2 separate regions of the Homo sapiens genome follow, and region 1 is linked to region 2. The links are chromatin contacts, found by Hi-C or POLR2A ChIA-PET in ENCODE. All regions are on one chromosome and are shown on one strand. The core of a region is the stretch at or near the end of the contact, and the rest is flanking DNA. Distances in the headings are between cores, read along the strand shown. Region 1 holds the start of FLNC-AS1 (FLNC antisense RNA 1). Region 2 holds the start of GCC1 (GRIP and coiled-coil domain containing 1).

Region 1 (3,108 bases), core at 310-2,809, 1.3 Mb before region 2:
TTTAGTAGAAATGGGGTTTCACCATATTGGTCAGGCTAGTCTCAAACTCCCGAGCTCAGGTGATCCACCCGCCTCGGCCTCCAAAACTGTTGGGATTACAGGCGTGAGCCACTGCACCCAGACTCATTCGTTTATTTACTGATTAAAAATTACTTACTGAGCACCCACCCCCTGCCAGTCACTGGGTTAGATTTGATCTCTGAGGTCCCTTTTGGTTGGAAACATAAAAAATTCTTGAAGTAAAATTTGTCCTTCTCCCATGATAACTTGGGTCACTTTACCAGACAGCTTAGAGAATGGCAGATAACAGCCTCCCAGGTCAGGGACTACCTAATACACCAGGCAGCAGGAACCAGTCTCAGCCAGCAGCCCTGGGCTGGACTGTTTGGGGGAAACAGGTGAGTGGTTTATTCCTGAGACTTGGTACAGGGGCCCTGGAGAAGGGGTGAGGAATAAAATAGGAGGCTGGTATCCTTAATTCCAGTCACCAGGACCCCTGGTGGATTAAAAGCATGCCTGCACCCACACTCTGACCTAAGGCAGGCAGTGAGGGCTTGAGTGCAAGGTCTTAGCAGAAGGCTCTCACAGTCCCGACATTTCTGCCTACTGTGCTCAAGACTACAAGGAAATTCCGAGGCCGCCTGAGGAGACCTGCCAAGAGTGTGTACCTGGCTTACCGGAGGCAGAAAGGGTTGAGATTGGGTTCAAATTCTAGCTCTGCCTCTGCCGACTCGTAACTTTAGTGTGTGCCTTACCCTCTCCGAGCTTTAGTTTTCTCACCTGTGAGTAGGACAAAAATCATCCCTGCCTTACGGGACGATGGTGAGCCTCTAAAGGAGGAGAAAGCAGAACAAAGTCCAAGCCCACTGTCTAGGCTGTCACGAGCTCTGTTCCCCTTCTTTCATGACACACGATCATGTGAGGTGGGGGGGCTCGTGGACCTGATACAGCTTCTGTCCCACCGAGCCCCAAACGGGGACTTGGGGCGCGGAGGCCTCCGCTCCGGAAGGGCGGAAGGACTTTCAGGATCGTCCCCTCACCCCCGTCCGGGCAGCCTCCAGCCTCGCCCCGCACTCCACCGAGCAGCAGAAGGGCCCGTTCAGGCCTCGCGCGGTACCGTACCGGAAAGTGTCTTCGATCTCATTGATGGTTGTATCCTTCTCCACCACCAGGAAATTGGGATGGCGGTTCTTGTTAAGCTCCCCTATGCCGCCCAGCAGGAAACCAGTCACCGTGTCCTCGTCTCCGATCACTGCGATGAGCTTACCCCTCCCCGCCATCCCTGCAGCCGGGCAGAGCTCACCCTAGAGCACCAGAAGCCACTGAAACCCCGCCTCCGCCGTACGGCGCCCCGTCGGCCTCAACCCCCACCCTTCGAGCATGCGCAGTCCTCCCAGCCGCATTCCGGGACATGCGCATTAACAGCAACACGGCCTCCATGTGAATACGCCTGCGCCGTAAAGACAGGCCCGAACCAGGGGACTACGATTCCCAGAAGACCGCGCGGCACCACGTCCTTCGCGGGCATTCATTCGTTCATTCACTCGTTCCTTGGTTCATTCGTTCAACAAGCGCTTTGGACCTGACGCTGTTAGACGCCGAGACCCCAGAGAAGAGACGCAGTTACTCATCTCAAGGGCAGGGTCTGGGTCTTTATCGTGTATGTATGTGTGTAACTATGACACATAGTTAACAAGTAACACACGTTTGTTCAGTTAAAGGAATGCAAAAGTTAATGATGATACTGCCTAGTGAGGTGGAAAGTCAAGGGAACAGGCGACTACAAAGCTGTGTGTTAATGGTTAGAATGTGAAAAGTATATGGAAGCACACATCCATGGTAACTAACCCATGGAGAGAGGGGGCGTCCAAAGAACCCTTCCCCAAGAAGCTTGCTTCAGATCTAAGCTGAGACCTGAAGGACCTGCAGGATGAAGGGGATAGAAGTGAGGACAAGACGGTGTTCTAGGCAGAGGAACAGCATGTGCAAAGGCGTACTGACTAGAGAGCGTAGGGCCTTCAAGGAAAGTTAAATAATTGGTAAGGCCAGGCATGGTGGCTCACGCCACACCTGTAATCCCAGCACTTTGGGAGGCTGAGGCAGGTGGATCACCTGAGGTCAGGAGTTTGAGACCAGCCTGGCCAACATGGCGAAAACCCGTCTCTACTAAAAACACAAAAAATTAGCCGGGCGTGGTTGTGGGCGCCTGTAGTCCCAGCTACTCGAGAGGCTGAGGCAGGAGAATTGCTTCAACCCGGGAAGCGGAGGTTGCAGTGAGCCGAGATTGTGCCATTGCACTCCAGCCTGGGTGACAGAGCGAGACTCTGTCTCAAAAAAAAAAAAAAAAAAAAAAAAAAAAAATTAGCCAGGCGTGGTGGTGCACACTTATAGTTCCAGGTACTCGAGAAGCTGAGGCAGCAGGGCTTACTCAGGAGTTCAAGGTTACAGTGAGCTATGATCACGGCACTGCACTTAAACCTGAGCAGCAGAGCGAGACCCTGTCTAAAAAAAAAAAAAAAGGATCTGCAGGCTGGGCGCGGTGGCTCACGCCTGTAATCCCAGCACTTTGGGAGGCTGAGGCGGGTAGATCACCTGAAGTCAGGAGTTTGAGACCAGTCTGGCCAACATGGTGAAATCCCATCTCCACTAAAAATACAAAAAAAATTAGCCCAGTGAGGTGGTGTGTGCCTGTAGTCCCAGCTACTCGGGAGGCTGAGGCAGGACAATTGCTTGAACCCGGGCAAGGGAGGTTGCAGTGAGCTGAGATGGCGCCACTGCACTCCAGCCTAGGTGACAGAGTGAGACTCTGTCTAAAAAAAAAAAAAAAAAAAAAAAAAGATCTGGAAGTTATCCTGAGGACAGTTATCCTGAAGCTGCTGAGGGATTTCAAGTAAGAGAGTGCTATCGCCAAACTTACGTTTTAGAGCTGTCACTCACTGTTGACTGTGCTGTGTGCAGAGGCGAAACTGAGGGAGGAGAAACCAAATTGGGAGGCCACTGTGAGAGATAATGGTGGCCAGGACTCAGGTGGTGATAATGGGAAACGCAGAGAAGTAGGTAGAGCCGAGAGATATTTAGATATTTAGGACAAAACTGGTTTCAGAGTGG
Region 2 (3,274 bases), core at 477-2,976:
ACTGAGCACCCACCACTTGCCAGCACGTGATTTCAGGCTTTAGTTCAAATCTTAATTCTGCCATTTCTTGAGGATTTGGCTTCAGCACTCCTCATAACTCTTCCGTTATTTCATCATCTATAAAATGAGACTTGTTCTAACTTAAGGGGTTATGGTGAATCTTAAAATGATTTGATAATGTGACTGAATGTTATGTATAATACAGCTTGATGTTATTTGGGCCACTGAGAAACGGGGTCTGAACAGACCTCCAGGGCCTGCCCCATCCTGATCTGCAAAGTCTGTAACAAGGACAGACTTTGGGAAACAGGTATGAGTGAGTGAATGACTTTCCTTTTCTCTTCAGTCATAGACTTGCATCCCTAAGAAGGCTTTTACGAGGCTGAAGAGTACATTTTAGAGAGTTCCAATATAATAACAGAACTAGTGTTCACCAAGTTAGGTCAATTCTACATTTAGCTCTTTTATCAGCCTCTTTGCTTCCATCTCTGTTGTCACTACCTTCTGTTCCCCATGACTGAAAGTCTCCTCACAGGTTTCCTGCCCCTTGTTCCCTCCAACATGTCATACAAGTCTTGATGACATCCCACTTTTCAGATTAAAATCCATTAGGGCCTTACTATAACCCAAGATAAAATTTAAATGCCATAAGTTGGGTCCCTACCTATTGTGCCAGCCCCTCTGTTGTCACCTCCTTCACATACCCTAAGCTACTGAATGCTTTCTGGGTGAGTCAAACTCCGATACCCTACAGGTCTTTGCATTTTTTTCCACCTGCCTGGAATGCTAGTTTCCCTGATCTCTGGTTAGGTGGACAATCACGACTCATCCTTCAAATCCCAAAGTATTATTCCCAAGAGCCTTCCATGCCTCACCTAGACAGGCCTCTTTCCTCTTAACTTTCATACCACTTTGAATATACCCAGACATACTGGTGTGATAGCAGGACATATTTGTATGTCTGGTTCCTCACTAGATTGCGAGCTCCCTGAGGGCAAGGTCGTGTCTCTTAATGGTGTTACCATCTGGCACAGCACGTGATACGTTGAGAATCAGACTGATTAGAACTCCTAAACTTACTAGCTGTGTGACCTTGGGCATGTTACGTATAACCTTTCTGCCTCATGTTTTCATATCTGTAAAATAGTGCTAATGAGTATAGTGCTTACAAGAATTACTGTAAAGACTAAATAGCAAAACTCTTGTGAGCTCCTGGTATATAGCTGGCACTCAGGATAGACATGGCTATAGAGTGCCCTCCGTAAATATTTGTGGAATCAACTCAGCAGAACTAAGGAAGGGTACTATTAGGCTGTATGCCTACTAGGTACCAAGCACTGTGCTATAGAGGACTGCAGTTTTCGTGGTCTAAATGGGAGTCTTAATTGTTGCCTTTTAGGGACCATGGGTCCTGAGCTCCCAAATCGTTGGATGCGTCGTTCACCTGGGTGTTTGGTAAGAATGCAGTGCGACGTTGCTCTGTCGCTCGCTGAGCGTAGCCCGAGGTCAAGCTTGGGCGCTCTCACAAAACCGGTGCCACTCTGGTGTCTTCGACTTTGCTGGCTTCGCCTTTCCCAAGCCTGTTTTTTGCCGCTCGCGGCCCCACTGCGTTCTCAACAGGCCGCGCCCACCCACCGGCCGACTTGGCCCCGCCTACCTTGGGCCCACTGGGGGCGGAGCCTGCGGCGCCTCGCTGACGTCACTTCCAGCGGACACGGAAGCGCCGTTGTCGGCAGGCAGCTTTAGTTAGGATGTCGTGATGGGACCGAGCTCAGCGTAACCCTCTGGCCGACGTGGGCCGAGGGGGCCGGCCCGGGCTGCTGTGGCCCAGACGAGCGGAGAGTGCGGAGCGGCTTCTGGGCCAGCGCTAACGAGCCCTGGCAGTGCGCACCTCTGGTGCCAGTGTCGCCCCGCCTCCGGGGTAGAATCCGCCCCAGCCCTCCGGGCCTGGGACCGGGCGGCCGCTTTCGCCAGTCCGTCCGGCCGTTCCGCATTAGGTCCGGGATAACTAGGTGGAGTAGGTGTGCGGCCCGCCGCCGGACAGCCCGCTCGCTGTTTCTTTAAGCCCCCGCCTGCGTCTTCACGGCCCTCTCCCGTTCTGCTGGAAAGCTGACGTGGGGCAATCCGTTCAGACCCTCCATGGAGAAGTTTGGGATGAATTTCGGGGGCGGCCCGAGCAAGAAGGACTTGCTGGAGACTATAGAGACCCAGAAGAAGCAGCTTCTCCAGTACCAGGCACGGCTCAAGGATGTGGTCCGTGCCTATAAAAGCCTGCTGAAGGAGAAAGAGGCATTAGAGGCCAGCATCAAGGTGCTGTCGGTATCCCACGAGGCAGATGTGGGCCTCGCAGGTGTCCAGCTTCCAGGCCTCACCTTTCCTGACTCTGTGGATGACCGGTGCTCCACTCACAGCGAGGATAGCACTGGGACCGCCACTAGCTTGGATACTGCGGCCAGTCTCACCAGCACCAAGGGTGAGTTTGGGGTAGAAGATGACAGACCGGCCCGTGGACCACCACCTCCAAAGTCCGAAGAGGCCAGTTGGTCCGAGAGTGGCGTTAGCAGTAGCAGTGGGGATGGGCCATTTGCAGGTGGGGAGGTGGACAAAAGACTGCACCAGCTGAAGACTCAGTTGGCTACTTTGACCAGTTCTTTGGCTACAGTCACTCAGGAGAAGTCCCGCATGGAGGCTTCTTACTTGGCTGACAAGAAAAAGATGAAACAGGACTTAGAGGATGCCAGTAACAAGGCGGAGGAGGAGAGGGCCCGCCTGGAGGGAGAATTGAAGGGGCTGCAGGAGCAAATAGCAGAAACCAAAGCCCGGCTTATCACGCAGCAGCATGATCGGGCCCAAGAGCAGAGTGACCATGCCTTGATGCTGCGTGAGCTCCAGAAGCTGCTGCAGGAGGAGAGGACCCAGCGCCAGGACTTGGAGCTTAGGTTAGAAGAGACCCGAGAAGCCTTGGCAGGACGAGCATATGCAGCTGAACAGATGGAAGGATTTGAACTGCAGACCAAGCAGCTGACCCGTGAGGTGGAGGAGCTGAAAAGTGAACTGCAGGCCATTCGAGATGAGAAGAATCAGCCAGATCCCCGGCTGCAAGAACTTCAGGAAGAGGCTGCCCGCCTTAAGAGCCATTTCCAGGCTCAGTTACAGCAGGAAATGAGAAAGGTAATTATCCATATCTCTTTCAAACATCAGCCATTGACCTGAAGTGAGAAATATTAGGGTTTTTTTCCTCCTTTGCTAGTTAGAGCTAAGTGTCTATACTGTC

Evidence for each region. A loop is a pair of places that touch in the nucleus more often than their neighbours do. ChIA-PET counts read pairs that join two places held with the same protein, here RNA polymerase II (POLR2A). Pooled maps may share reads with other maps.
Region 1: a loop to region 2 is called in a map of naive thymus-derived CD4-positive, alpha-beta T cell, with 9 times the contacts of the local background. The contact joins the promoter of FLNC-AS1 here to the promoter of GCC1 in region 2. A Hi-C loop is called at or near these places in 1 of 168 maps with a recorded cell type or tissue (naive thymus-derived CD4-positive, alpha-beta T cell) and 8 of 50 pooled maps. POLR2A ChIA-PET finds 5 or more read pairs at or near these places in 1 of 52 experiments (T-cell).

The regions. Positions count from the first base shown.
Region 1 is chr7:128,861,077-128,864,184 of GRCh38, reverse strand. FLNC-AS1 (FLNC antisense RNA 1) reads left to right here and starts at 1,559. Exons shown (of 4, transcript NR_149055.1): 1 at 1,559-1,660. ATP6V1F (ATPase H+ transporting V1 subunit F) reads right to left here and starts at 1,329. Exons shown (of 2, transcript NM_004231.4): 1 at 1,123-1,329. The coding sequence starts at 1,280. RefSeq lists enhancers at 1,036-1,525, 1,606-1,715.
Region 2 is chr7:127,584,048-127,587,321 of GRCh38, reverse strand. It overlaps GCC1 (GRIP and coiled-coil domain containing 1), which reads left to right and starts at 1,726. Exons shown (of 2, transcript NM_024523.6): 1 at 1,726-3,171. The coding sequence starts at 2,140. All of the region lies in intron 1 of LOC105375490 (a long non-coding RNA gene), which reads left to right. RefSeq lists enhancers at 1-90, 1,608-1,657, 1,378-2,377, 2,378-3,274, 3,097-3,274.